Regions from separate parts of the Homo sapiens genome. Here region 1 is linked to region 2. A link is an interaction called in ENCODE POLR2A ChIA-PET data of the cell type or tissue named here. Cell type or tissue: K562. All regions are shown on one strand. Links, peaks and the distances in the headings refer to the core of each region. The heading gives the core; the rest is flanking DNA. Region 1 has its middle 17 kb from the start of EZR. Region 2 overlaps SYTL3 (synaptotagmin like 3).

The links. Peaks named below come from ENCODE experiments on the same cell type or tissue, not always from the same donor. Only the 100,000 strongest peaks of a DNase experiment are listed, where the experiment ranks them.
Region 1: POLR2A ChIA-PET joins it to region 2 with 9 read pairs; 8 of 35 experiments call an interaction of 5 or more read pairs at or near these places.

The regions. Positions count from the first base shown.
Region 1 is chr6:158,830,500-158,842,481 of GRCh38, reverse strand. It overlaps the pseudogene OSTCP1. Among named protein-coding and RNA genes, the nearest start is that of EZR, 17 kb to the right of the region's middle. RefSeq lists enhancers at 5,836-6,526, 6,527-7,217. In K562, for the core only: no CTCF peak of the experiment used is centred there; a DNase peak (open chromatin) is centred at 6,741; H3K4me3 peaks cover 406 bases.
Region 2 is chr6:158,741,695-158,753,676 of GRCh38, reverse strand. SYTL3 (synaptotagmin like 3) reads right to left here. Exons shown (of 18, transcript NM_001242394.2): 12 at 8,019-8,197; 13 at 1,647-1,749. Among named protein-coding and RNA genes, the nearest start is that of MIR3918, 17 kb to the left of the region's middle. In K562, for the core only: no CTCF peak of the experiment used is centred there; no DNase peak of the experiment used is centred there; H3K27me3 peaks cover 366 bases.

The DNA of each region.
Region 1 (11,982 bases), core at 4,437-8,436, 87 kb before region 2:
TTTCACCGTGTTAGCCAGGATGGTCTCGATCTCCTGACCTCGTGATCTGCCTGCCTCGGCCTCCCAAAGTGCTGGGATTACAGGCATGAGCCATCGCACCCATAATATGCCTTTAACCTCCAAACTGCCTTTGGTCATTCCTGGGTTTGGGTCAAGCTAACTTTGGGAAAAATTTAGTTTATGGTTTAAATGATAATACCCGAACCACCCTTGTAAAACTAACCACCAGGTTAGGAGGATGAGAGGTGCCTGAACTCTGCTAAAACGTAAGCATAGTTAAATGACTACCAGCCACCCTTGCTGCCACTAACATGGAGACTTTGTACCGTGTCCCATTCTTAGTGCTCGAATGTCCCAACCTGAAGCTGAAGAAGCCGCCCTGGCTGCAAGTGCTGTCGGCCATGATTGTGTATGCTCTGATGGTGGTGTCTTACTTCCTCGTCACTGGAGGAATAATTTATGATGTTATTGTTGAACCTCCAAGCATTGGCTCTATGACTGATGAACACGGGCATCAGAGGCCAGTAGCTTTCTTGGCCTACAGAGTAAATGAACAATGTATTATGGAAGGACTTGCATCCAGCTTCCTGTTTACAATAGGAGGTTTAGGTTTCATATTCCTGGACCGATGGAATGCACCAAATATCCCAAAACTCAATAGATTTCTTCTTCTATTCATTGGATTCGTTTGTGTCCTATTGAGCTTTTTCATGGCTAGAGTATTCATGAGAATGAAACTGCCGGGCTATCTGATGGGTTAGAGTGCCTTTGAGAAGGGCTATCTGATGGGTTAGAGTGCCTTTGAGAAGAACTCAATGGATACTGGATTTGCTCCTGTCAATGAAGTTTAAAGGCTGTCCAATCCTCTAATATGAAATGTGGAAAAGAATGAAGAGCAGCAGTAAAAGAAATACCGAGTGAAAAAACAGGAAGTGTATTGAAGCTTGGACTAGAATTCCTTCTTGGTATTAAAGAGACAAGTTTATCACAGTATTTTTTTTTCCCCTGCTGACCCATTGCTGTACCAACGATGTTGAGTGGCATTTTCTTCTTAGTTTTTCATTTCTTAAAAAAAAAAGCTCCATATTTACAGCTATAATATCAAATAAAGTGATTATTTTTTACAACCCCCTTAACACCTTTTGGAGATGGCGTTTCTGTTTTCAGAAATTAACGTAAAATCAAGAAGCAAGATTCCATAAGCTGAGAACTCTGGACAGCTGATCAGGTTTACCTATGGTGCTTTGCCTTTAACTAGAGTGTGTGACGGTAGATTATTTCAGATATGTATGTAAGACTGTTTCCTGAACAATAAGATGTATGAAAGGAGCAGAAATAAATAATTTTTCTAATTAAAAAAAAAAATGACTACCAGCCATTATTCCGGGGGTCCCAAGATCTGCAACTTCCCTGTTACTCCTATAAATGACATCACTATTGTAGAACCTAAGACTAGCCTTTTGAGATGTCTTTTCAGGCTTTTGCATTGCTGACTACCAGATGGCCCCAGCCAGACCAGCAACTCCTCTGGGGGTCCCCACCCTGAAGTGGACTTAGCACAAGAGGGCCGTTCTCCACTGTCCTGTGATTGCATTCCCCAGCCAATCAGCATTGTCCCTTCCTTAGCTCCCTGCCCACTAAACTGTACTTGGCCTCCAAACTGTACTAGCCTCCGAATTTTTGGGGAGATTGAGTAGTGTCTCTTTTTCCATGTGGCATGGCCAGCCTCAAATCAATTAAACTCTTTCTTTACTGCAATGCCATGGTCTCAATGGATTAATTTTGTGCAGCAGACAGGAAGAACCTGTCAGGTAATTGCAAAACCAGGAGCAACACATTCAAAGTTAATCTCAAGTGAGATCAACCATTTTCAAACTTTGGTGTTGCTCAATGATTCATTAGAGTTATCAGAGCTCAATACAAATTTGTTAATCTGGAAAGATTTAAGACATTTATTTCCTACTCTTTTATACCTTCTAGTAGCTAGTATGTATGTATGGAGGAGGGTAGGGGATTCAGACAAGTTCAGGCCAATAAAAGGGAACAAAAATTACTGGGTGAAAAAACTCACCCTGGCCAGGCACAGTGGCTCACACCTGTAATCCCAGCACTTTGGGAGGCCTAGGTGGGAGGATCACTTGAGCCTAGGAGTTCGAGACCAGCCTGGGCAACATGGTGAAACCCCATCTCTACCAAAAATACAAAATTAGCTGGGCATGGTGGTGGGCACCTGTAGTCCTGGCTACTCAGGAGGCTGAGGCAGCAGAATTGCTTGAACCCGGGAGGCAGAGGTTGCAGTGAGCTAAGATCACGCTTTGCACTCCAGCCTGGGCAACAAGGGCAAAACTCCATCTCAAAAAAAAAAAAAAGAAACTTGCTTTTCTACCTCAGATCACCAGCCTGCCATAGTTTATTCCCTTCTCTTTATCTGGGCTCTCATCTCTCCCACAACAGAAGAAAGACTTTAGGTCCTTATTGCCCTCAAAGAATGTGAGCTATTTATTCTCTGACCTCATCACACTTTGTGCCTCTCTCCGGTTATCTATGTGCATCTTATCCATCACCCTCACTGGCTTTGCTGGAAAGTTTAAATTTAATAATAAAACTTATTTTTTTGAGACGGAGTCTTGCTCTGTCACCAGGCTGGAGTGCAGTCGTGCGATCTCAGCTCACTGCAACCTCTGCCTCCTGGGTTCAAGCAATTCCCCTGCCTCCCGGGTTCAAGCAATTCCCCTGCCTCAGCCTCCTGAGTAGCTGGGATTACAGGCTTGCGCCACCATGCCCAGCTAATTTTTTGTATTTTAGTAGAGATGGGTTTTCACCATGTAGGCCAGGATGGTCTCGATCTCCTGACCTTGTGATCCGCCCACCTCGGCCTCCCAAAGTGCTGGGATTACAGGCATGAGCCACTACGCTCGGCCAAACTACTCATGTTTTGCAGTGTGTCTGTGTTGATCTGCTATAATGATGTCTGTCTCTCAAACGTGTGATTTCTGGATAAAATTCCTTCACTATCTTCTTTTCTAAAAACCTGCATCCACTTAGGTATGTCACCTTAAAACAGTTTACCTATAAACCTCAAGGAAATGATGATTAGTGTCTACTATGGAAGGATTTGTCTTGTTTAAAGTCTAATGAGGGCATATGCTGGGTCAGAGTTTGCTCTTAAGAAGAGGAAACTCGCCGGGCGCAGTGGTTCATGCCTGTAATCCCAGTACTCTGGGAGGCTGAGGTGGGCCCATCATTTGAGGTCAGGAGTTCGAGACCAGCCTGACCAACATGGTGAAACCCTGTCTCTACTTAAAAAAAAAAAAAAATTAGTTGGGAGTGGTGGCACAGGTCTATAGCTCCAGCTACCTGGGAGTCTAAGGCAAGAGAATCGCTTGAACCCAGGAGACAGAGGTTGCAGTGAGTCAAGATCGTGCCACTGCACTCCAGCCTGGGTGACAGAGTGAAACTCTGTCTCAAATAAATAAATAAATAAATAAATAAATAAATAAATAAATAAAATGTATTATAAAAAAAGAAGAAGAAATTCTTCAATATAATACATAGGGTCAGAAAAATGAAAAAGAAAAATAAAGAAGCAACTAAAGAAGAAGAGGAAATCCCTCGAAATAGAAGCATATATTTTTGGATGTTCATAAAATATGCAGAGGATAAAGGAGGCCAAGTTTGATCCCATTGCAGATGAATACTGAAGCTTAGACATATTCCTTTCTTTCTAATAGTAATTAAAAGGTTTAGTTTTGTTTTTTACTTCTTGTTGTCTAAATGAAAATCGAAACAAAGCAAAGCTGTGACAGTACTTTGTAAATGTGGATGTGCTTTGGAAACCTATCTTCAAGGGTTGGCAACAATGAGACATAAATATTAACAGCTGGCACTTGTATCATGTTCTTCTTTGATAGGGCAGATTTTATCGGCCCCACTTTGAGAGAAAGCTGCGGTCACTGAGGTCACCCAGCTCATCAAAGGTAGAGTTCTGTTTCAGACCCAGGTCTCTGATTCCAAATGCTTGGCTGCGTCTGCCACCCATCCTCTTTCCACAGAAGAATCTGGTTCTCCACAGAAACCAGGAAGGCCTGCAGAGCCGGAGGGCATGCTGTGGTTGCCGTCTTTCATCCCAGCCTGAAACAGATCCTTTTGGAAGGACTCTTGGCTCTTCTGGCCTCTGTCTTCCAAGCCCTTACACACAGACACACACATACATACACGCACACACCCACACACAGCCTTAGAGAACAGAGCCGGGTGTGGAGTCTCTGCCTGCTCCACCGTCACATTTCCACAGAGACAGCCAGGATTCTGTGGTGTGGGAGTGGGAACCGGGATCTCCCTGCCACCCAGGCAAGAATGGGCAGCGCCACGTAGTCACCTCAGCAATTCTCATGATGCAGGGGACGGATGGGGCCTCCAGGGCTTGTTGGCCACCCCTTCCCCCTCCCTCTGGAAAAGCTCCTCAGCTCCAGTGTTCTGCTAGCTGGCTAGTTTTGTACATACCTATTAGAGGAAATGGTGACTAACGTTTATTTATTGAGCACCTGCTATGTTCAACACACAATATTAATTATTGTTTTATTTAATAATTAATTGATTAATGTTATTATTGTTTTAATACATTTATTAATTTATTGTATTATTGTTATAATTAAAATTTCCTGGGCACTCGCCAGGTGCATGAATTGACTCTAATGAGTAGCACAGTGACTCTGGGTGTTGTGGTTATTTTACAGATGGGAAAGGACAGATTGCTTGGGAATTTTGCTCCAGTTTATACAAAGGGTGAGTGGCAAACCCAGGTCTCATTCCAAAACCACTGAACGGTAGACAAGGGACTTAGTGCTGTGAAGGATGGAGACCTGTCATGAAGGATGCGGACCTGTGTATAGCTAACTCTAATAGCAGGTGTTACGGGCTGAATTGTGTCCCCCAAAAAGATATGTTGAGGTCCTAACCCCCGGTACCTCCTAATGTGACCTTATTTGGAAATAGGGTCATTGCAAATGTAATTAGTTTGGGGTCACATTGGAGTAGGGCGGGCTCTTAATCCAATAGGACTGGTGCTCCCATAAGGACAGAAGAGACACAGAGGGAAGATGAGGCTGTGACCACAGAGGCAGGGATGACAGTGATGCTGCCACAAGCCAAGCAATGCCTGGGGCCACCAGAAGCTGGAGGAGGCAAGGAAGCATCCTTCCCTGTGGGTTTCAGAGGGAGACTTCCAGCCTCCAGAGCTGAGAGACAATACATTTCTGTTGTTTTCAGCCACCAAGTTTGCGGTCCCTTGTGACAGCAGCCCTAGGAACCTGGCACAGCTGGCAAGGGAGCAGTGAGCAAGTGAGCAGAACTTGAGGTCAGGGGAGTGGCTAAAACAGAATGGGAAGGTCTGGTCTGCTGCCTTTGCACTGGGTCTTAAAGGATAAGTAGGGTTGAGGAAGTAAAGAGGTGGGCTGCAGGAAAGTACAAGTCCAGGAGCAGCAGCAGGGGTGACTGCGATCAGCCTGGGAGAGGGCAGAAGGCCACATGACCACAGTGTAGGAAAGAAGAGGGTGGTGGGTACACCGGCGGTGGGGATCGGATCCCGGAGGGCTGTGGATCCTCCACACAGGACTCTGGGGTGCAGCCGTCAGCTGTGTGCTCCCCGGCACCTCCTGTGCCCCTGCTCAATGAGTCAGGCCCCCTGGGACCCAAGCTGTCTCCCCTGGGCTCCAGACCCATCTTTCCTGAAGCAAGCATCCCCTTGCTGTGTTAGCCACGATGTGTTACCCTTTTCTGCCTCAATTTTTTTTTTTTTTTTTTTTGAGATGGGTCTTGCTCTATTGCCAGGCTGGAGTGCAATGGCACGATCTCGACTCACTGCAACCTCCACCTCCTGTGTTCAAGTGATTCTCCTGCCTCAGCCTCCCGAGTAGCAGGGATTACAGGCATGCGCCACCATGCCCGGCTAATTTTGTATTTTTAGTAGAGACGGAGTTTCTCCATGTTGGTCAGGCTGGTGTCCAATTCCTGACTTCAGGTGACCTGCCCGCCTCAGCCTCCCAAAGTGCTGGGATTACAGGCATAAGCCACTATGCCTGGCCTGCCTCAATTTTTATAAGGCATCACCGGCCTTATAAAAGCAGGTGTAGCAGCCTGGTCCTATGGCAGAAGGACCCTCCTCTCCTTTTTCACCTTTCACAGGGTCTGGAGTTCTTTCCCTGACTGGGAGGGGCTGGGCCCTAGGATCTTCCCTGAGTCTGGTTAGCTTCTCCCTGCCCTGCATCCTCCTGCCCTGAGGGACCTCTTCGATGCCCCGCCCCTCCCTGCCCCCCTGCTGCTGAGCCTCCCAGACCCCAGCCTGCCCTGGCCATGCCCTCTGCACACTGTGCTTGGCCTTCCCAGCTTCACGGATGGGCGTGGTTCCAGGTCCTAGCTTCTCCCTGACTGCCCAGTCTGCCCAGCCTTCCTTGGCTCCAGCAGGCCCTGTCCTGAGCTATGTCGTTGAAGGTTTGGGAGCAGGAGCGTGCCGTAATCCAAACCACAGCTCTGATTGCTCAGTCAATGCTGAACTAAAAAATAAGCCATGTTGAAGCGTTGTCTGGCACAAATGATGTGCTTAATGACGATCCGTTGGTCGAATGAATGGATAAAGGGGCAAACGTGCAGATTGTTGTAATTGTCCAGGGCGGAGGAACTGAGTTTCTCAATATAGGCTTATCTCATTTCAGACCCAGCCAGCAGCAGGACGAGGCGGAGTGGGGCCCGGGAGGTGGGGCTCTGTGACGCAGGAGAGGAGTGAGGGCTGTGACAATCAGCCGTATAGGGGCAGCCCTGGCTCCACCGCCTCTGGCCACACACCTTGGCTAAGCCACTTAACTTCTGAGCCCCCGCTTCCTCCTTCGTGGGGAGGAGATATTAGTATCCACCCCTCAGAGCAACCTGAGCCAGTAAATGTGGAAAAGGCGATTTTTACAGTTTGTGGTGATCTGCATCCAAGAGATTGGTCAATAGGTGGTAGGACCCCCACATGCTCGACTCTTAATTCCTTGGAGAAGGAATCAGAAGAGCAAACACCACCCAGGTTCTCAAGGATCTGGGTCATCTGGGGAAGGAAGTTACCTGGCAAGCACCCAGGTGAGGGAGAGAACAAAGCTCCAATAATCAGGACCCTCCAGTGTGCTTAATTAGTAAGAATAAATAATGCATGGCTGAGAAAACAGACTAGTTACATGACTGACCAGATCCAGGGAGCAAGCTGAGAACAAAAAGTCGAAGCACAAAGCCAAAGTCGGGCCACCCTGACACGTGTCCACTGCTACAGCCCAAGGCTGTTGGGTCCAGGTCAGCCCTTGGGGCTAGCACAGGGTTCAGATGGACTGAGTTGGCTCTAGCTGGCGGGAGAGGGCTCTGGAGGCTGGGAAGGAGAAAATGGATATAAAAGTGGAACTGTCAGGGATTAGAACAGAGGATGTGGTGGGAGAGGGAGGAAAGGAGTTGAGAACAATGCAGAAGTTAGGAACCAGTGAATGCCAAGCAAGTACTTGAGAGCCTTCAGGGGCGATCTGACCGTGTGTCCTGCCTGGCAGAGGCCTTGGAGTGGAAACAAGGGTTCTTGTATGACTCCCTGAGTGGCTGGGGATGTCCAGATGGCAAGGCTATGCTGCCCGGTTACTCACACGACAGGCAAGCTGGGCCATCGTCCTGGGTGTGTGCCTAGCTCCTTTAGCAACAAATGAGCCCTTCTCAAATGATAGAGCATTCACTTTTTCAGAGATTTATGTTTTAAATGATCACAGTAATTTTTAAAATAGAGATGGGGGTCTCATTATGTTGCCCAGGCTGGCCTCGAACTCCTGGGCTCAGGCGATCCTCCTGCCTCAGACTCCCAAAGTGCTGAGATTACAGGTGTGAGCCACTGTACCTAGCCAAAACGCTCACAATAATTATAACTGAGTAGAAATGAAACATCAGTCTGAATTATATAACAAAAACGTATTTTTAAAGAATGCTGGCTGGGTGTGGTGGCTTACGCCTGTAATCCCAGCACTTTGGGAGGCTGAGGTGGGTGGATCGCTTGAGGTTAGGAGTTCGAGACCAGCCTGGCCAACACGGTGAAACCCCGTCTCTAATAAAAAAATACAAAAATTAGCTGGGCGTGGTGGCGTACACCTGTAATCTCAGCTACTCAGGAGGCTGAGGCAGGAGAATCACTTAACCCTTGGAAGCAGAGGTTGCAGTGAGTGGATATCATGCCACTGCACTCCAGCCTGGGCGACAAAGCGAGACTCCATCTCAAAAAAATAAATAAAATAAAGAATGCTTCACATTTAACAATCAAACAATAAGCATGATATGAAGAGACAAAAGTTAAGGTGAAATATTTAGTGGAGCAGCTCCTGCAGAGATCTTCCTGAGATTCATTTGCTTACAGTGGAATTTCATGAAGATCCACGGTGAAAAAAGAGGAACAATGAGGAGAAAATGTGCCCCATCAGAGGTTAATATCTACTGCTGCAAAGACATAGCCCACAGATGCAAGAATGCATAGACCAATGGAACAGAACAGAGAACCAGCAGATAGACCCAGGGACACATGGGAATATAATATACCATAAAGGTGACATCACAAATCAATGGGAAAAGGATGGATCGTGGCTGGCGGTGGTGGCTCACACCTGTAATCCCAGCACTTTGGGAGGCTGGGGTGGGAGGATCACTTGAGGCTGGGAGCCTGGTCAACATGGTGAGACCCTGTCTCTACTAAAAATACAAAAATTAGCTGAGTGTGGTGGTGCACGCCTATAATCCCAGCTACTTGGGAGGCTGAGGCAGGAGAATCGCTTGAACCTGGGAGGTGGAGTTGCAGTGAGCCGAGATTGCACCACTGCACTTCAGCCTGGGCCACAGAGCGAGACTCCATTTCAAAATAAATAAATAAATAATAAAAGGGTGGATCATGAAGTAAATGGAGCTGGGAAAACTGGCTATCTGTATGGAGAAAAATAAAATTTAACTGCACAGAAGGGTGGACTCTATTTCCAGAGAAAGTCCCAAATGTGGATGGTAAACTAAAATGCTAAGAAAGGAAAATGAAGGAGAATATATTTCTGAAAAGGGGGAGAGAAAATACTTCTAAAAATGAATGTTAAAAACACAAAGCTGGCTGGGCATGGTGGCTCATGCCTGTAATCCCAGCACTTTGGGAGGCCAAGGCAGGCGGAGATCACCTGAGGTCATGAGTTCGAGACCAGCCTGACCAACACGTAGAAACCCCCATCTCTACTAAAAATACAAAAATTAGCCATGCATGGTGGAGTGCGCCTGTAGTCCCAGCTACTCGGGAGGCTGAAGCAGGAGAATGGCTTGAACCTGAGAGGCGGAGGTTGCAGTGAGCAGAGATCGCACCACTGTACTCCAGCCTGGGTGACACAGTGAGGCTCCATCTCAAAATAAATAAATAAATAAATAAATAAATAAATAAATAAATAAATTGAAAGCATGTGTACGTTAAATAATATATACTTTATGGAAAATACATATAAACAGACATGTTAAACACATTAGGATGATGGGGAAAAGAAAATGAGAATAACAAGAAGTAATTAAAACATAAAGAGCTGGATTCAATTCGAATAGGTAGGATCGCTATCAGAAGTCTCTGGGGATAAACGTTCAGTTGAGTCAGTCAGCGCCACATCTTGGTTGGTTCTGTTTTGCTGAGAGCTCAGTGCTTTGGAGAGTTACAAAGGAAAAAGTCCAGGCTCATTCAATCAACCAAACTGATGGAATAAAAATGTTTATTAAGCTCTCTGGGTGTCAGATACAGGGATAGACACCAGGCAATGTAAGCAGATGTCTTCAAGGAGCCATAACCAAGTTCCTGCCTTAAATTAAAACACTTTTACTAATGACAAAGTCTCTTTGATGTAACTAACCATAAACATAAACATTTGGACCCAGTAAATCTGGCTTCCAATGTTTTGAGAGCTGGTATGGTTAGAGAGAATAAAGTCCAATTCATTATTTAGGGGAAGCTTGATTCCCGAGCCTAAGTTAAGAGGGGGAAAGATACAGTTGCTGAAGATGGGTATTCATTCTTTTCAGCTCCAGCGGAGCAGCCTGGGAGCCAGCAGAGGTGCTGGTTGCAATGTGAAAGGGCCAGTGAATGAGACAAGGGAGATGAAACCTGCAAGTTTTACTGCTGATAAAGCCACCGTTGGAGGGCATGGCCTCGATCTACAGGCAAATGGACTGCCTAAAACTGCATGATGGAATTAGACAAATATGCCCCCTGGCAGAGACAGCTCTAGGCCACCATGGGCCATCCACAGGGGACCAGGCCCCACAACATGCATGGCTGGAAGAGATAGAGCAGTGGGCGGGTCAGCTCCCAAGAGGAAGAGTGAGCCAAAGGGCTGGGCTCTGTATGCCCAGGTTCTCCTTCCAAATTCACCCACAGACAAGTGAGTCCTTCTCTGAGGCTCCAGGAGAGGCCCGACAGTCACCCTCACGAGCCCCCTCAGAGGGGAGGAAATCGTGTGTCCTCTACATGGAAGCCAGGTCTCCCCCTTCTCAGTTGCAAGTTCTAGGATCCGATGGCCAGACCTTGGGATAAAGGGAAGAGAAGGGAGGAAGAGCCACCAAGAATCGATGCCATCAGAGTTCTGAGCTTCGGGAGATTCACAAAACCCAGTTTGTCAACATTCCTATGGGCGTCATCCCTGCCCACCCGCCAGTTAGCACCTGCCCCACCTAGGAACCAGGGGATGACTATCCAGGTCAGCTCCACTTGGAGATGAGATGCAAAGTAGCTTTTCCATTGTGCGGAGCTGCTTTTACTTTTTCTTTCTTAAAAACAATTTCGAAATGAAAGCAAGTCTTAGGAAATCCATGCCAATAGTCCCAGCTTTGCTGTAGGTAGATCCAGGAGGAGAAGCGTGTTGTGGAATGGCCGTGCCTTTGAAAGTAAGCTGCCTGGAAGGGCAGGGACCCTGCACTCAATGCCCATCTGCTGTGGTGGTCATTCCACCAACCCTGAACAGCTCTCACAGCCACAACAATGGGGCAGATGGGATGTGGAGCCGTCAGAGGTGCTCACTGGTGAGAGGGCTGTGGACGCTGCCAGTCTAGAAGCAAAACACAACCCTGCTGGCAAGGAAGTGTGCAGAAACATGGAAGCCACTCTTTCTTATTGGCAGAGTAAGGGGTTGGGGTGTACAGCTCAGAACCCCACCAGGGCGGTCAGCATAGATGGGGCCTGCCAGGGAGGAAGAGCTGAGGCTAGCCATTTAGGGTGTTGTGTCCACCACGAAAGGGGGTCACTCCCTCCTCGAATGTCCCTTAAGTCTAAGGCCTACAGTTACCAACATGACAACTCCCCAAACTGAAAATGCGACCACGAGAGCTGCCTTTGCGTGTGCACAGAATGAGAGGCTGCGTGGATGGGCCTGTGTGTCTTCTACCACACCTAGACTCAGGGAGGACAGTCCCTGCCAGCACTGTCACCAGGGAAAGTCAAGCATGCCAGGAGTGACAGTGTTTTGAAGCCTAGTGGGACATTAGAAGTTGCCTGGTTAAGGCCGGGCATGGTGGCTCACGCCTGTAGTCCAGCACTTTGGGAGGCCAAGGCGGACAGATCACCTGAGGTCACGAGAACAGCCTGGGCAATATGGTGAAACCCCATTTCTACTAAAAATACAAAAATTAGCTGGGCGTGGCGGCACGCGCCTGTAGTCCGAGCTACTGGGGAGGCTGAGACAGGAGAATCACTTGAACCCGAGAGGCAGAGGTTGCAGTGAGCTGAGACCACATCACCGCACTCCAGCCTGGGCGACAGAGTGAGACTCTGTCTCAAAAAAAAAAAAGTTACCTGGTTGAACCCACGTATAGGACAGACACTAAGTGGATCTGCAGAGCAGAAGGCAGGGAGGAACACACATCTGGCCTGCACACGTCTCATCTGGCTTGCAGAGGATCTTGGAAAAAAACTGTAACTCATTT
Region 2 (11,982 bases), core at 2,950-6,949:
CTCACTGCAAGCTCTGCCTCCCGGGTTCACGCCATTCTCCTGCCTCAGTCTCCCAAGTAGCTGGGACTACAGGCGCCCGCCACCACGCCCGGCTAATTTTTTGTATTTTTAGTAGAGACGGGGTTTCACCATGTTAGCCAGGATGGTCTCGATCTCCTGACCTCATGATCCACCCGCCTCAGCCTCCCAAGGTGCTGGGATTACAGGCGTGAGCCACCGCGCCCGGCCCAGAATCTGCATTTTAAAAAAATCCCCAGTTCTAAGTACAGGGGCATCTTAGAAAATAAGAAATTTAGGCCTGGCGTGGTGGCTCAAGCCTGTAATCTCAGCATTTGGGAGGCCGGGGTGGGCAGATTACCTGGGGTCAGGAGTTCAAGACCAGCCTGGTCAACATGGTGAAACCCCATCTGTACTAAAAACACAAAAAATTTGCTGGCCATCGTGGTGGGTACCTTTAATCCCAGCTACTCAGGAGGCTGAGGCAGGAGAATCGCTTGAACCTGGGAGGTGGAGGTTGCAGTGAGCCAAGATCATGTCACTGCACTCCAGCCTGGGCGACCAAGAGTGAAACTCCATCTCAAAAAAAAAAAAAAAAAAAAGAAAAGAAGAAATGTTTTAAAAATGTAAATCCCCATGGGATTTTACGCACACAAATTTTGAGAACTGCCAGTCCTTTGTGGCTTTGAGCTGTATTTCTAAGGACTCTCTAGGTCTCAGTTTCCCCGTGGGTAAATGAGGATTCTAATAATTACCCCAGGCTGTATATAAAGCACTTGGCCACAGTAGGGACCCAGGAAACAAGGGCTATTATTATTTAATGAACTCAGGGCTCTGTGCCAGCTGCCCAGATGGCCCCTGGCTGGCAGCTCACAGACACCCCCTACTTGCCAAGAAAGGCAAACAAAGCCCTCTCCTGTCATAGGCATGAGACGAGGGGACCTCTGGCTGCCCAGCCCCGGCAGGGTAGCCTCTGCAGCTCTGGGCTACCCCCCTCACCCTGCACCAAGATTGGGGCCACCACAGCCAGCTCTCTGCAGATACCAGACCTCAGCTGCAGCCTTCCACCCGACATCAGAGCGCATGGCCCCATCTCTGCCCTCAACCATCAATCACATTTCCTAGTATCATAGAAAGTGAAAACCCAAACAATTCCTTTGTAAGATTTTTCATAAAAGGATTCATTTAAAAAAAATAAAATTAGAAGAAACCTGAGTTTGTCAGAAATACAATAAAGGGGCACTTTTACAAAGACAGTAACTCAGGAGTTTAATTTTCAGGGCACTCTGTCTGAGAGCACCTCTTTGACAGAAACATTCACTAAGACAAACTAATGTTTAAAATTATCCTGTGCCCCGGTGTTAGCCCGAGACAAAGAGGCAGCCAGGTTCTTTTTCACCATCTTCTCAGAAATCATTAATCAAAAGCCATTCCTGAGTCTGGCAGACTCTGCACTTTTCCTGTACAAAGGCTGACATTTATTTTCTACCAACTTAACACTGATTGACAGAGCTGCGAAGAAACATATAGGTGTCTGTATTATATCTAACTGAGTCAAGAGTTTGAAAGCACCATCCACTGGACTCTGCCCCAGGCGCTCCACCCGGGCTCGGGAGGACTCTGCACAGGAATATCTGTCCAGCAAGTACCTTCAAGGTCTCCTGAAAGGTCGGGTCCACGGTGTTCCTTTGGACTCCAGTCTTGCGCTTTCCCTGGGAGGATCTGTCGGGCAACAGGTAGGTCTTCACATACCTAGGGGCCAAACACAGCGGGGACAGAGTGAGAACTCAGGGAAAGGGGTGGATAAAGAGTTTGGGGGCAGCAGAGAACCCACATGCCAGCGTTTTCTTTACCAGGCTTCCTGCTGGAATTTTTGGGTTGATAGAAAGGACTTAATAGCCTAATAGTGAGCAACGTTAGTGCTGGGTGGGCAGCTTCTGATCCATGCAGTCTATGGTCAAATGCTAGCCACATAACCCTCTGGAATATTCCTGGGGGTGTGAAGCTCGTCCTGCCTTCCTCAGGCCCTACTCCATTTGGCGAAGACCATGGAACTAGAGATTCTCTCGCCTGCCTGGATGTCAAGGCCATGAGCCGGATTCCCGTCCCTTCTGCCACCCACCACCTGCAAAAGAAAAAAAAGTGGAAGTAGAAAGCATATGCCTCGCACTGTGCTGTTTCCTTGCAGGGGCCTCAAAGACTCTGCTCCTCCCAACCGCTGAGAAGTGGGATTCTGCTGAGTCTAGAGGTCGCACGCAGCATGACAGATGTCTCCATCTGCACTCACCCAGCCCCTGAAATCCAGGCGGAGAGGAAGACATGTCCTGTCCTGTTCTAGGCTGACCCCTCCATACAGGCCCCTACGCTGCCCTTCATGGCTCCTCTGGCAGCCCCAGTGATGGCAATGACCCCCCAACCAGCAGCAGCCCAAGCCCCCTCTCCACAGGCTAGAAACAGGCTCTACTTTCCAAAGTAAAAAATCACAGTGAGCCTCCTCTATCTGTGCCCTTCTTTAGCCCCAGTCTTGGGTCTCTTCTTCCCCCTAGGTTAAGCTTTTTGTGAAAATACTCGAAATCGGCCAGGAGGCCAGGCGCAGAAGCTCACAACTATAATCCCAGCACTTTGGGAGGATGAAGTGGACGGATCACCTGAGGTCAGGAGTTCCAGACCAGCCTGGCCAGCATGGTGAAACCCTGTCTCTACTAAAAATACAAAAATTAGCCAGGCATGATGGCATGTACCTGTAATCCCAGCTACTCAGGAGGCTGAGGCAGGAGAATCGCTTGTACCTGGGAGATGGAGGTTGCAGTGAGCCGAGATCGCGCCACTGCACTCCAGCCTGGGCAATAAAGCGAAATTCCATCTCAAAAAAGAAAAACAAAACAACCCAAAAACTGGCCAGGCACCTGGCTCAGGGAGGATTCCATAAGCCAGGAATTTGAGACCAGCGTGGGCAATACACAGGGAGAACTCATCTCCACGAAAAATTTAAAAGTCAACTGGGTGTGGTGGTGTGCACCTGTAGTCCCAGCTACTCGACGCCCGAAGTTGGAGGATCACCTGAGCCCAGGAGGTCAAGGCTGAAGTGAGCCATGATAACATCACTGCATTCCAGCCTAGACGGCAAAGCAAGACTCTGTCTCAAAAAATCAAACCAAAACAAAAAATCCCTCAAAACTCCATCTCTAATTCTTCACAGTTCATTTACTCTTAAGTTACTGAGCATTACACATTCATGCAATCTCAAATATGTAAAACAGAATATATAAAATATACCTATACGGTTGGAAGCATTATAATAAAGTGCACACCCATGTACCCCTGCCCCCCAGCTTAGGAAACAGAACATAACCAGTGACTTCCCTATCACAGTCCTGCCCGTAACCAGGTAATAACCACGTTGGATTTTATATTTATCACCCCCTTGGTTTTCTTTATGGTTTCACCATTTTGATGTGTCTCCTTAAACAATGTACTGCTTAGTTTTCCCTGTTTTTGAACTTTTATATAAATGGGATCATTCTGTATACATTCTTCCATAATTTGCTTTTTTTCACTCAATATTATGTTTGGGATTCATCTATGTTGCTGTAACTGCCGCTCATTCATCTCTAATCCTACGTATCATTCCACTGAATGAATACACAAGTCATTTATCCTGTTGATGAACATTTGTCTTATGTCCTAGTTTTTCCCTCTGCTCATGGTGCACATGTGCAAGCACTTCTCTTGGCATATAACCAGGAGTGATAGGGTATATGCCCCTTCAACTCTTCTAGATGATGCCAAATTACCAATTCAATCTCTTTAACAGATATAGAGTTATTCAGGTTTTCTATTTCATTTCATGTCAGTTTTGGCAATTTGTGTCTCTTGAGAATGTGTCGATTTCAGCCAGGTGTGGTGGCTCATGCCTGTAATCCCAGCATTTTGGGAGGCCAAGGCGGAAGGATTGCATGAGCCCAGGAGTTTGAGACCAGCTTGGGCAACATAGTGGGACCTCATCACTACTGAAAATTTTTTTTAATTGGCTGGGCACGGTGGTGTGCACCTGTGATCCCAGCTACTTGGGAGGCTAAGGCAGTAGGACCAGTTGAGCTCAGGAGTTTGAGACCAGCCTGGGCAACATAGTGAGACCTCATTTCTTAAAAAAAAAAAAAAAAAAAAAAAAAGAGAGAAAGAAAAGAAGGTGTTCATTTCATCTAAGCTGTTAAATTTATTAGCACAAAGTTTTACATAATATCCCCTTATTATATATTTTTTTCTTTCTTTTTTTTTTTTTTTTTTTTCAGACAGAGTCTCACTTGGTTGCCCAGGCTGGAGTACAGTGGCACAATCTTAGCTCACAATCACAGCCCTCCTGGGCTGAGGTGATTCTCCCACCTCAGCCTCCCAAGTAGCTGGGACTACAGGTGTGTGCCACCACACCTGGCTAATTTTTATTTATTATTTAATGAGAGGGAGTCTCACTCTGTCACCCAGGCTGGAGTGCAGTGGCATGATCTTGGCTCACTGCAACCTCTGCCTCCTGGGTTCAAACAATTCTCCTGCCTCAGCCTCCTGTGTAGCTGGGATTACAGGCACATGCCACCATGCCTGGCTAATTTTCTCTGTATTTTTAGTAGAGACGGGGTTTCACCATGTTGGCAAGGCTGGTCTTGAACTCCTGACCCTCAGGTGATCCACCCTTCTCGGCTTCCCAAAGTGCTGGGCTTGCAGCCATGAGCCCCCAGCCTGACCCCCTTATTATACTTGAATGTCTGCAAGTGCTGTCATGTTGTCTCTTCTTTCATTCCTATACTGGTATTTGAGTATTCTCTATTTTTTTTTTTTTCAGGCGGAGTTTTGCTCTTGTTGCCCAGGCTGGAGTGCAATGGTGTGACCTCAGCTCACTGCAACGTCTACCTCCCTGGTTCAAGGGATTCTCCTGCCTCAGCCTCCCTAGTAGCTGGGATTACAGGTGCCTGCCACCATGCCCGGCTAATTTTTGTATTTTTAGTAAAGATGGGGTTTCACCATGTTGGCCAGGCTGGTCTCAAACTCCTGACCTCAGGTGATTCACCTGCCTTGGCCTCCCAGAGTGCTGGGATTATAGTTGTGAGCCACAGCACCCAGCCTTTTTCTAGCATTTTAAGGTGGAGGTTTAAATAATTCATTTTAAGTCTTTTTCTTTTAAATATAAGCACTGCTTTAACTGCATTCCTCAAATTTTGAAATTTAAAAGTCAGGAAATACTTTTGGGGCAAAGACTATTCCAGTTTTCCTGAGGTAGACGGTACAGGAAGAGTAATAATAAAAGCTAAGACTAGAACAATAGGAGAGATTCTGTTACGAAGGAACCACAAGTGCTATAGAAATGTGTACTTAATTTGTCTGGTACTAAAGAGCTACTAAAAATTTCAGAGCAGAAGAGAGTTTGATTAAATCAACAATTGATTTCTTTTCCCATCATCACTCTTTAGCTGGTAATTAAAACAGTATGCCAGAAGTTCCCCATGTAAGAAAAAAGAAAGGCAAAACTGAGGCCCCTGCCTTAAACTATATATAGAAAATCAATTCCGCTTGTAATGTGAACAGATCTAAGTGTGGGGAAAAAAAAAAAAAAACGATAAGAAGAAACCAGAGAACGTATTTAAACCCTTGGGTGCCACAGGAATTCTTCTACAGACACAAAAAGCAGAGAGTTTAAAGGAAAAGCTTGATACATTTGATATTAAACTTTCTACAAGAAAAGTCATAATAAACAAGTTAGAAAACAAGTTACAGCTAGGATGGATAAAATACGTACAATACATATAACTAATAAATAATTTTTAAACCTATTTAAATTAGGTTTAACAAAAAGCCTCTGGTAAATAAATAAAACAATAAACAATCCAATAGAAAAATGGGAGGCCAGGTGCAGTGGCTCATGGCTGTAATCCCAGAGCTTTGGGAGGCTGAGGTGTGAGGATGGCTTGAGCCCAGGAGTTTGAGACCAGCCTTGGCAACAGAACAAAACCCTGTCTCTACAAAAATAAGTTAAAAAATCTAGCTGGAAAAAAAAAGTTACAAATTTAGCCTCCTACATAGCTGAGACTACAAGCATGTGCCTCCCAACTACTCAGGAGGCTGAGGCAGGGAGATGGCTTGAGCCTGCAGTGAACTGTGATCGTGCCATTGCACTCCACTCCTGTAGTCCCAGCTACTCAGGAGGCTGAAGTGAGAGGATTCCTTGAGCCTACTAGGACTTTGAGGCTGCAGTGAGCTATAGTGGCACCACTGCACTCCAAGCTGGGTGACAAAGCAAGAAAGACCCTGTCTCTTAAAAAAAAATTAATTTTAATTAATTAAATTTTTAAAAAGAAAAATGGGCAAAAGATATGAATAGAAAACTCACAAAAGAATAAGCCTGGCCAGGCACAGTGGTTCATGCCTGTAATCCCAGCACTCTGGGAGGCCAAGGCGGGTGGATCACTTTAGGTCAGGAGTTCAAGACCAGCCTGGCCAACACGGGGAAACCCCGTCTCTACTAAAGATACAAAAATTAGCCAGGTGTGGTGGCGGGCACCTGTAATCCCAGCTACTCAGGAGGCTGAGGCAGGAGAATTGCTTGAACCCAGGAGGCAGAGGTTGCAGTGAGCTGACATCGTGCCAATACACTCCAGCCTGGGCAACAGAGCAAGACTCCGTCTCAAAAAAACAAAATAAAATAAACCTAAGTGGCAAATGCATATATAAAAAGTGGCTCAAAAGGCTGGGCTCACACCTGTAATCTCAGCATTTTGGGAGGCTGAGGTGGGAGAACTGCTTGAGTCTGAGAGTTCAAGATCAGGTTGAGCAACATAGTGAGACCCTGTCTCTATTTTTTTTTTTTTAAAACAAGTTGCTCATCTTTGTTAGTAATAAGGGAAATGCACATTAAAATAATAGTGCTGGCCGGGTGTGGTGGCTCATGCCTGTAATCCCAGCACTTTGGGAGGCCAAGGTGGGTGGATCACGAGGTCAGGAATTCGAGACCAGCCTGGCCAATATGGTGAAACCCCGTCTCTACTAAAAATACAAAAATTAGCTGGGCGTGGTGGTGCACGCCTGTAGTCCCAGATGCTCAGGAGACTGAGGCAGGAGAATCACTTGAACCCGGGAGGCGGAGGTTGCAGTGAGCCGAGATTGCGCCACCGCACTCCAGTCTGGGTGACAGAGCAAGACTCCACCTCAAAATAATAATAATAATAATAATATTATTATTATTATTATTATAATGGTGCTACACCTTTTCATGTCTGTCAGTGAGAATAACATTTTAAATCTCTTTATGGATTGTGTGAATCAAGATTTTAATTTTGTATTTCCTGCGTGGAAAGCCAAATTTTTCAACATCATTTATTGAAGTCCACTTTTCCCCACTGATCTGTAATAGCTCCACAACTGAATGTTTATGTCCACCTCGCTCACCAATTCATAGTTGAAGCCTGACCTACAATGTGATGGTATTAGGAGGTAGGGTCTCTGGGAAGTGATTAGGTCATGAGGGTGCAGCCCTCATGAACAAGATTAGTGCCCTCATAAAAGAGGCCCGAAGAGAGCTGCCTTGTCCCTTCTACCATGGGAGGACACAAGAAAACAGTCATCTAAGAACCAGAAAGGGGGCCCTCACTAGATACCAAATCTACCAGCACCTTGAGCTTCGACTTCCCAGCCTCCAGAACTGTGAGATATGTATTTGTCTTGTTTATAAGCCACCTGGTCTATGGTATTCTGTCACAGCAGCCGAAATGGACTAAGACACTCCTTGATCATGTAAGTTTTCATATACGCTAAGGTCTGTATCTGGACTTTTGATTCTACTTTCCTGACTTGTTCTGTCCTTGTATCAATAACACATTGTTTGCATTGCTACAGCTTTATAATAATACTTGAAGTAAGCCTTTTCATTTTGTTTTTTTTTTTAATAATTGTCTTGGTTATTCTTAGACTTTTACTTTTTCATATACATTTTGGAATCAATATGTCTCATGTTAAACTTAAAAAAAACAACTTACGGATTGCACTTTTTCTTCTTTTCTTCTCCATAGGCAAGGTTCTTACAGGCCTTGATGCATATTTCTAAAGAATGGGTTTTGAAGCAATAATGAATGGCAAATTCTATTTCTCCAGTGACATTAGCATTGTCAAAATTGCCCATCTCTGTACAGGTGCTGTCAATGCTAATTAAACTTCCCTGAAATCAAGAATAACAGATATAATAAGTTACTTCAGTTAATTCACTTTTTTGATGTTCTGGTTTCAAGACAGCACATAAATAAAAACTCATACAGCATGTATCCTGACTCACATCAAGTTAATAATGCACCAGCTTGTACTTTGCCAAAATAAGTTGCCACATGTTCTATCTCAAGGAGACAGAGAATCCTCAGAAGGCCCTCTCTTGCCTAGATACAGTTTTTGCCTAGCAATAAATGTTACACGATCTCATTCTTTAACACAAATTGCTTGGGGCGAAATGGACTAGCTCCTATGCAATTCTGCAAGATCACTCCCAGGAGGCCAAGATAATATCCATGGCAGGACAGCTATGCGGAAAGCGGCACAGTCTGGGGCTAAGTGGCTGCGACTGGGAATCAGATAGACCTGGACTCAAATGCTAGTGCTGCCACTCATTAGCTGTGGCAAAGTCTAACTGGAAAAAACCATACTGATCTCACAGGGCTATGGTGAGGAATAAATAGAATAAAGCAAGTAAAGTGTGCACCCAATGGTAACAGTAAATTGTATCTGAATTTTTCTGGTTACCTAAAATGAAAAATAAAACTATCATCACAGTCTAGGGTACTCCAAGCTTATACGATGTAGATAAGGAGAGGCTAATGAATGTTATTAATTAGCACAAAATTCCTGGGCCTAAAAGATACAATCAGCTACCTTATCACTATTAAACGTGCTTAAATACTTTGCATGCAACCAATCTCTGTGCTGCCTTTTTATAGGAAGACAAGCCTAACTGATTTCTACTTCGAATTCCCAACTAGCTCCTCCACACTATAAAACATCTTGAAAAGAAACTAAGAAACAAGCATGGGAGTGCCGGGTGCAGTGGCTCACGCCTGTAATCCCAGCACTTCGGGAGGCCGAGGCAGGCAGATCACAAGGTCAGGAGATCGAGACCATCCTGGCTAACAAGGTGAAACCCCATCTCTACTAAAAATACAAAAAAAGAAAAAAAAAATTAGCCAGGCATGGTGGCGTCCCAGCTATAGTCCCAGCTACTCCGGAGGCTGAGGCAGGAGAATGGCGTGAACCCAGGAGGCGGAGCTTGCAGTGAGTGGAAAGTGCCCCACTGCACTCCAGTCTGGGCGACTGAGCAAGACTCCGTCTCAAAAAAAAAAAAAAAAAAAAGAAAGAAAAAGAAAAAAAAAACAAGCCTGGGGGCAGAAAGTCAGAACCACAAGGGAAAGATAAAATAGAAAAAAAAAACAGCAACTGAGACCAGGCGTGGTGGCTCACCCTTGTAATCCCAGCACTTTGGGAGGCCAAGGAGGGTGGATCACTGGAGGTCAGGAGTTCGAGACCAGCCTGGCCAACATGGTGAAACCCCGTCTCTACTAAAATACAAAAATTAGCCAGGCAAGTGGCGCGTACCTGTAATCCCAGCTACTTGGGAGGCTGAGGCATAAGAATTGCTTTAACCTGGGAGGCAGAGGTTGCAGTGAACTGAGATTGTACCACTGCACTCCAGCCTGGGCGACAGAGTGAGGCCCCATCTCAAAACAAACAAACAAACAATAAACAATACCAACAAGTCATCAGACAGGCTGGAACCTGAACTGATGAATGCTAAGAACAAAACAAGCTTCACCACATCCAGTCACTGGCTCTGAAAAATCTCACCTGTCAACACCATTCCACTGTTAAAATGGAAAACAATGTAAAATTTTTACACACTCAAAAAGGCACAGGCCGGGCACAGTGGCTCATGCCTGTAATCCCAGCACTTTGGGAGGCAGAGGCAGGCGGATCACTTGAAGTCAGGAGTTTGAGACCAGCCTGGCCAACATGGTAAAACCCCATCTCTACCAAAAAAAAAAAAAAAAAAAAAAAAAAAGCTTGGACTGGTGCACCAGCATGAGTGAGTGAGGTATGAGAAGTGAAGATAGAAGAGAATGGACAGAGGAGCTTGGCAAAAGGTGTGAGCAGCCTGAGAGAAGAACCAGGTAGATGAACGGAGAAGCTAATGAATCATACAGCATTTGTCATGGGACTCAGCTTCAGGCTATGTCAGACTAAATGGTGTTACACACACTTTTCTGCTGAGAACAATTAGAAAGCTGAATTAAACAACTAAACTATTTCAAGAGATTGTAGAGCTGCCAAGACCACCAGGATGCAAGGGGCCAAGATGCTGAAGAGAAGCACATGGAAGTAAGCCTGACATCCGGAGCTGCCTTTCACTTCAAGGCATAAGTCCCTGTGTAAGCAACACAGGACTTGATTCTATCCTACTGACCTGCTTGACTCTCCTTGCATCAGGAGCACATTGAATCACTACCGCTGCACGTCCAAGGGCTGGACGGCCAAGATGTCAATCAAAATGAAATGGCAAAGAGACTCAGAAGCTCAGCAGAGTTTTCAGCAGTCTAACGGGACTGGGGGGCAAAATCAGCATTCAAGGCTACGAAGTCATGGGGAACCTGAGGAGCTAAGGTCCCAGAGACAGGGCAAATCCACGAGTACCGAGATGCTGCCTTTTCCTCAAGGCGTTTGCTGAACTGGAAGCTGTGGCTGAGGGGCCGAGAAGCTTAAGAATGTTTCCAGCTGGCTGGACGCAGTGGCTCACACCTGTAATCCCAGCACTTTGGGAGGCCGAGGCGGGCAGATCATGAGGTCAGGAGGTCAGCAGATCTAGACTATCCTGGCTAACACAGTGAAACCCCATATCTACTAAAAATAAAAAAATTAGCCGGGCATGGTAGCACACACCTGTAGTCCAGTCCCAGCTACTCAGGAGGCTGAGGCAGGATAATAGCTTGAATCCAGGAGGCGGAGGTTGTAGTGAGCCAAGATCACACCACTGCACTCCAGCTTGAGTGACAGAGCGAGACTCCATCTCAAAAAAAAAAAGCAAAAAAAAAAAAATGCTTCCAGCAGTTTCATCTTACTAGAGAGGAAAAAACTGGCCTTCAGGCTTATCACAGGGAAGGGGCTTGGTAAATATCCAGACCTTCAGCTGGGATCCTCCAAAGACTTCCTTACTAGGAGGAAGAGTCATCTGGAAATGGACCTGTCTTCATCAATGGAAACCCAGTTTTGAATCAGCTCAGCCTCAGACTAGATAAAGATTCTTTGCCTCCACTCTGTGTGTTAAGAGCAAAAGCAAATTCTCTATGAAGCATAATAAAAGTGCAAAAATAATTGCAGTTTTTGCATTGTTGGAATTTGCTATTTGATATTGGAATACATTCTTGAATAAATGTGGTTATGTTATACATCATTTTAATGGGCATTTCTCGCTTTATTTATTTTTTTGCTAATAATGGATTATTTGCTGTTTATGTTTATTTTAGACTATGGAAATGATGTTAGACAAAAAGCAAATTTGAGCAGTTTTCTTATTCGAGTTCAAAATGGATCATAAAGCAGCAAAGACAATCCGCAACATCCACAATGCATTTGGTCCAGCAAAACATACAGTGCAGTAGGGGCTCAAGAAATTTTGCAAAGGCAATGAGAATCTTGAAGATGAGGAGCGTAGTGGCGGCCATCGGAAGATGACAACAACCAATTGAGAGCAATCATCGAAGCTGCTCCCACAACTACACGAGAAGTTGCTGAATAACTCAACACTGACCATTCTATGATTGTTCAGCCTTGGAAGCAAATTGGAAAGGTGAAAAAGCTCGATAAGTGGGTGCCTCATGAGCTGAGTGAAAGTCAAAAAAATCATCATTTTGAAGGGTTGTCTTCTCTTATTCTGCACAACAACAAACCATTTCTCAATCAGATTGTGAT